Linked DNA regions of Homo sapiens: region 1 is linked to region 2. A link is a contact called in ENCODE Hi-C or POLR2A ChIA-PET data. All regions are on one chromosome and are shown on one strand. Each heading gives the region's core, a stretch centred on a gene start or an enhancer-like site at or near the end of the contact. The rest is flanking DNA. Distances are from core to core; before and after follow the strand shown. Region 1 overlaps MASP1 (MBL associated serine protease 1). Region 2 holds the start of RPL39L (ribosomal protein L39 like).

What was found. Hi-C counts contacts between places; a loop is a spot of excess contacts on that map. ChIA-PET counts read pairs that join two places held with the same protein, here RNA polymerase II (POLR2A). Pooled maps may share reads with other maps.
Region 1: a pooled map shows a loop between it and region 2 (2.1-fold over the local background). The contact joins the enhancer-like site here to the promoter of RPL39L in region 2. A Hi-C loop is called at or near these places in 1 of 50 pooled maps. POLR2A ChIA-PET finds 5 or more read pairs at or near these places in 2 of 52 experiments (A673 and WTC11).

The regions. Positions count from the first base shown.
Region 1 is chr3:187,263,773-187,266,973 of GRCh38, reverse strand. The region is part of intron 2 of MASP1 (MBL associated serine protease 1); the gene reads left to right. Among named protein-coding and RNA genes, the nearest start is that of MASP1, 26 kb to the left of the region's middle. Within about 2 kb of position 1,918, at least 5 of the 41 ENCODE cell types and tissues checked have a DNase peak (open chromatin) inside an H3K27ac peak, as active enhancers do.
Region 2 is chr3:187,138,228-187,141,336 of GRCh38, reverse strand. RPL39L (ribosomal protein L39 like) reads left to right here and starts at 1,841. Exons shown (of 3, transcript NM_052969.3): 1 at 1,841-2,124. RefSeq lists a silencer at 1,701-1,930 and enhancers at 1,971-2,120, 2,161-2,260, 2,129-2,635.

The DNA.
Region 1 (3,201 bases), core at 669-3,168, 130 kb before region 2:
TGTAATGAATTTATGGACATGCAGAGAGCAGCCATACATAGCGAGAGTAGCTGTCCTTCCCTAGAGTAGCTGTTCTTCCATAGAGTAGCTGTCTTCCCATAGAGTAGCTGTTCTTCCATAGAGTAGCTGTCCTTCCACAGAAATTTGGCCAATCCCAGCTGCCCTGCCATAGTTTTGCCTAGCAGGTTTGTGCTGTTTCTGCTGAGGTAGAAAACTCATAGAAACCAAAGCCTCTTGGCTTCTCCTTATCAGATGTGCCTTCCCAGCTCTCTGTCCTTAACAGAGCCCCTTTCTGACGCCAGGTAATGGGTAGTGGGGAGGAGCAGCTGAGATTTGAATACCCCAGGCCTTCACTATTTCCTCTCCCTACATACTCTACCCACCCCCTACCCTCCATCTATGATTTCTACCTGCCTACATTCTATTCACGTTTCAGTCTCCAGCTCAAAGATTATTCTCTTCTTCCTAAATGTTTTCTGATTTCCCTCAGCTGGATTCAATCTTTTCCATTCCTTAAACCCCCAGGGCAGCCCATCTTTGATTGCATTTACGATACCCTGAGAATACCCCAACACATATACCTTTGAGTACTTATCTTATTCTTCTACCAAGTGTCACATTCCTAGAGGCAGGGAACTTGCTTATTGAGCTCGTATAACAAATAAATAATTTTTGGCACCCTTCACATTAAAGTGTAGACAGAACTTAGTACACACATATTTGGTGAATTGAGTTGAAAGAAAACAAATTGAGGACATACAGCCACATGTTGGTGTCCTAAATAACAATAGTCTCTAAGGACATAGTCGCCCACAAGAAGAAATAGAAAAATGAAGAGTTTATTATTCGCAGCCACATGGGTCTCCATTATTATGAATGTTTTGTCTTCACTTGATAAGGTCCCTCCATCATGTTGATATGATGACCTCTGAGAGGGGACAGTCCAAATAGAAGCTAGGTCTCAATCTGCCTATACTCAGAGGTAAATGATCTTTATAGAACTCCATATTCCACAGCACAGGATGCAAATATTAACCGGGACCAGTGACCCCTCTGTTTAGGTTATGACTGGAGCTGTCACTGAGCCACATCCTCTCTAAGAGACAGTCCATGCACCCAAGATAAGGTTTCAAGAGGCCTTTGAGCCAGGAAAATTGTTTGGCCAAGTGTCTGTGTCTTTAGTCATGTACTCTCTGGGTTGGTGGGTTCTTTTCTCTCATCTCAGAATAGTTCCCAAAGCAAAACTGATATCAGAAAATGTTCATGTTATCTCTCCAGCCTTGAGCAAGTCACTTCCCCTCTCTTGACCTCTGTTTCCTATAGAAGGAGGCAGATAGAAATAGCTCTTAAAGGTCCCGCCCAGCTCTGATATTCCAGGACTCTATTCTGAGCTGCAGGCTGAATTCCCAGGGCCCCAGGCTACTGGCCTTCTCTTCTCTGCTTCTAAAAGGATGTATGGCTCAAATTTTCCCATGGGCCTCAGCTGGGGCATGCTTCCTGTTCTCTGGAATACTGTGGCTCTGCAGGTGATAACCATTTATCTGATTTATCTGCCATTATGAAAAGGTCCTTCAGCCCAGACGTTACAAGGAGGGAGGTCATTTATCACAGACCCTCAGTAGTATCTCCCTAATCCAAATGACCAGTGTGTTCACTTGAAAATGTTCATGTCCCAGTCACTGCAGAACCCAAGAGGCACTGGGGATACCAAGTTCCAGAAAGAAGCCTGTGTAGCTGGAACTATTAATGCCCAAGGCATGACTATTCATTATTAACAAATTCAAGTTCATCCGCAAGCAGTAATCCTGCATATGTTAAAACTCCTGCTTACCATCTTCTGGTTGGTTTATATAATATATGACTATGATGATTTGTTAGAACTGTGTTAGACTATGATGACTGCTATGTCTGGAATTGGAAAGGAATCTAGAGCTCAGCTAGTCCAAACCCCTGTTTTTACAAGTGGATAACTGAGAGCTAGAAAGGAGATGGCCCAAAATGCAGAATACGGCAGTGTCAGGAACAGGACCCAGGACCTCCAACTGCCAGGTTCCTGTATATCGTATTACTCCAAAGCAGAGGTCACCAAGATGGTGTACTCTAGTTCATGCAGTTACTCACAGAAGAATCCCTTTCCCAGGCCCTCATTCTAAATCTATTTAGCTTTTTTTTATTAAGTTCTAGCAAAAGCAGTTAACTGGTTTCTAATTCACAACATATTAAAAATAAGCAGACAGAAAAGTACAGTGAATAGGCTGATAAAAAGACAGGAAATAAAACATGACATAAAGAAGACTTCAGAAGTTCAAGGCTTTATAGTCCGGCAATGTTTAACGCCAGGTCAAGCGACATTACACAACTCAATATCCCCAAGATTATCACTTTAATATAGTATCACAATGGTTGACATTCATAACAATGTCCCTGGATCACCAAGAAAGGGTTAGCATGTTTCACTTGAGAAAGTGGGTACTTCTTTAAAGTACTTTTTTTTTTTTAAGTGTTACACCAAAAAGAAAATTTTTAGTTATAGTTAGGTAAAGCTTTGGCTATCTGGAAAACTGAGTCAGATAAAATAACACAGCAGCTGGGAGGTTCAAGGAAGTGACATTTCAGCTGTGTGCAGATAGGCACATTCTATAGTAACAAGACTGGTGTGAGTTCGGCTGGTATCTGCAGAGAAGAGGAATAAATAGCAAAGCCATGATCTCATCTTCTGTTTACACTTCAATTCCCAAAGTTAGTGATTAATTGTACTTGCGTTTTGTTGCCAGGGCAAATTGTTTTTCTTTGAAACTCCCACTTATTTTAAATAAATAAACCATTAGTTTCAAAACAGGAGTGTCAAATGTCAAGATATTTCTGACATGCTAAGCTAACGAACAAAACAATGAATTCATTAGAAGCTACTAGAGATAGCCGCCTTTGAGAACTTTTCTCTAATGACTTTGAAAGGCAGCAGGAATCATTCTTGGTAAGAGATTTTTTTCATGCATCTTGGCTAAAATTTGGTCCAGAGGTTGCAAACACAAATACAACTTAAAAGAATTGGATTAGGTATAAGATAATCGAATAGATACGTCAAGAATTTATACTCAAATAAATATACCAACTAGCTATCATACGAAGCTTCCCAAACTCCTGTCTCACATAAAATCAGCTTTAAGCCACCAGTTTAGGATCTCTGCTTGGATCTCTGAA
Region 2 (3,109 bases), core at 592-3,091:
TGAATGTGTTATCCTGCATATGGAAATCAGATAGGTCTTTGAAGAAAAACTGCAACCTCCGCCTCCCAGGTTCAAGCGCTTCTCCTGCCTCAGCTTTCTGAGTAGCTAGGACTACAGGCACGTACCACCACGTTTGACTAATTTTTGTATTTTTAGTAGAAACAGGGTTTCATCATGTTGGCCAGGATAGTCTCGATCTCCTGACCTGGTGATCCACCCGCTTCGGCCTCCCAAAGTGCTGGGATTACAGGCGTGAGCCACTGCATCCGGCCAGAAAAACATTTTAAAATACTTTGTACACTATTTGAAATGACTATGGAATGCTTGTTTCAATCAATAAAAAAAAGAAATATGAAATGTGAAATGCTTGTTTCAATCAATAAAAAAAAGAAATGTGAAATGTAAAATTTAATAAAATTTAAATTTTAGATACATTTAAAATGTCAAAGTCCTCCTTAAGCTTCAAGAAAATAAAATCAATCTCCTTAAAATGAACAAATTATGATGAATTCGTCAAAAATATTTATATTGTGTTAACCTCATTTACCAAGACATTTCAAATTTACATCTTTGTGTCTGTTAAAGACAGATTTAGAAATACACTAATTTTATTCAAATACAGTTTTTAGTTATGATGATTAGATTTAAAGATATGTGTGATCGGTCAGTTTATGATTATGTAGAATAACATGTCAATATTTACAGGATAATGCAGGTAGGTAAGACACCTGTTCTACTATTGCATGATTTCATGATTTAACTGGTGTAATTAGGAAAGGTTTTAGATCTAATTCGAACTGTCATATCCACTTTTTTTTTTTTTTTTTTTTTTTTTTTTTTTTTTTTTTGAGATGCAGTCTCACTCTGTTGCCCAGGCTGGAGTACAGCTCATTGCAACCTCTGCCTCCAGGGTTCAACCGATTCTCGTGCCTCAGCCTCCTGAGCAGCTGGGATTACAGGCACCCGCCACCACGCCTGGCTAGTTTTTGTATTTTTGTAGAGACAGGGTTTCATCATGTTGGCCAGGCTGGTCTCGAACTCCTGACCTGAAGTAAACCACCCACCTTGGCCTCCCGAAATGCTGGGAAGATATACTTCTAATAACAGCATTTCCAACTACATTACTTGGTTGAAACAGTTGAAACTGCCATTGCAGTTGCAGTAAAGGTAACAAGAGGTAAACTTCTAATATGTAACAGGAGATTTGACTTTTCTCATATGTAACAGGAGATTTGACTTTTCATCTAGAATTAGAACCAAAATCGTTAAATTTGTATAGATATTTGCATTAGCAGAAATCCCATTTTGTTCATGTTGTTTTTAAATAAAGTGACTCGTTTAAAATTTAGTTGCATTTTAAAAATCTGTGTTATGGGAGTGGTAATACTGACTCCAGGCAGGGAAATGAGACAATTGTTAGAGACGCAGGGATGGAGCTGAGAGGTCCTCCTGGTCTCCAATGGCCCGGCGGTGGCTCGATGGGAGGGAGAGCGCCCCCTGGAGGCATTGGCGGTTCCTGGCTCGTGTGCTCGCGGGAACCCAAGCTGTGAGCCTCTGGCCCCGCCAGGGCGTACGAATCCTTTCCTCGTTTATCCAGTATTAAGTCACGCTGTGTGCTAAGTACCGTGGCCAGGCAGCAGCTAGACAACGCGCTGAGGTAAAATAGAGAACTAAGGAAGAATGGGGGACCCCAAAGTCAACTTGGTGACACATCACACGCAGGAGTCGGACCCACGGCTCCCCGAGCCACAGCTCAGTGGGGCGGGACCGCCCGGGCCTGGGCGGGGCCGGGGCGGGGCCTGTCACGGGGGAAATCACCGCCCTAGCATCCGGGGAAATCGCGGTCTTAGCATCCGGCGCGCGGCGGTTGAATTGCTGCGCCCAGCGAGGCAACCGCCTCCGAACGCCAGGTGGGGGCGAGGCGTCTCGGAGTCTCAGAGACACCAAGGCCCCTGCGACAAGGTGGCTGCAGCTAGGCCGGGGGCGTCAGGACGACGGAGCGGGTTCGGGTCGGTGACACGCAGACCTGAGGGAGCTGGGCCCGCCTTTTCCGCCCGCGCCCCAGGCCCTTGCAGATCGAGATTTGCGTCCTAGAGTGGGAAAAAAGCAGAGGCCAGGGCGCCGGTAAGTAAAGGTTCCTCCTCACCCGCCGCCAGGGCCCGGTCCGCCCAACGAGCAGGGCGGCGTGAGGGTCACGGGCTGGAAACAACAATGCCACAGCTCAAGCCGACTCCAACAGTAGTAGCGTTTTTGTTTGTTTGTTTGTTTGTTTGTTTTTTGAGACAGGGTCTCCCTCCGTCGCCCAGGCTGGAGTGCAGTGGTGTGATCTCGGCTCACTGCAACCTCCGCCTCCGGATTCAAGCGATTCTCCCGCCTTAGCCTCCTGAGTAGCTGGGGTTACAGGCGCGCGCCACCACACTCGGCTAATTTTTGTATTTTTAGTAAAGACGGGTTTCACCATATTGGTCACACCAGTCTCGAACTCCCGACCTCAGGTGATCCGCCCGCCTCGGCCTCCCAAAGTGCTGGGATTACAGGCGTGAGGCACTGCTCCTGGCCTACAGTAGTGGCTTCTGGAGGCCACTCAGGCACCCCCTGTTTCTAGCTTAGAGAAGGAGGAAATCGACAATAAAGTAGCCTTAAAGGGATCCATGTTCCGCCCTGCCACCTCTTCAGATGTCAGCGTTGTCCAACTAGTGTCCCTAGAATTACCCAGGATGTGAGTGGCACTGATTCATCAGTGGTTTAATCAGCAAAACCAAGTGTCTTACCTATCTGCCTCATCTGCTCACTGCCTCTTTCCAAGGCGTTCTCACAGGCGCAAACACTTTCTTTTCCTCCATTAATTCCAGTAGGTAAGATTTTGCAGTCTCCTTTAAGGTCCCCGTTTCTCAAAGATAGCCCAAGGAATCTCGCCACTTCCTTGCCTTTTACACATCTGGATTCATCCAGAGACATAAACCCTGACCAGGACTAGCTTCAAAAGGGTCCCACCCGTGCAGTCACATAGGGCTCAGAAGGGCCCTGTACTTACTTTCTTGCTCTGCTATGGCAATCTTGAAATTCTTAATTTTTAAACCAGCACCCGCCTCCCCTCCCCGCCACCTCC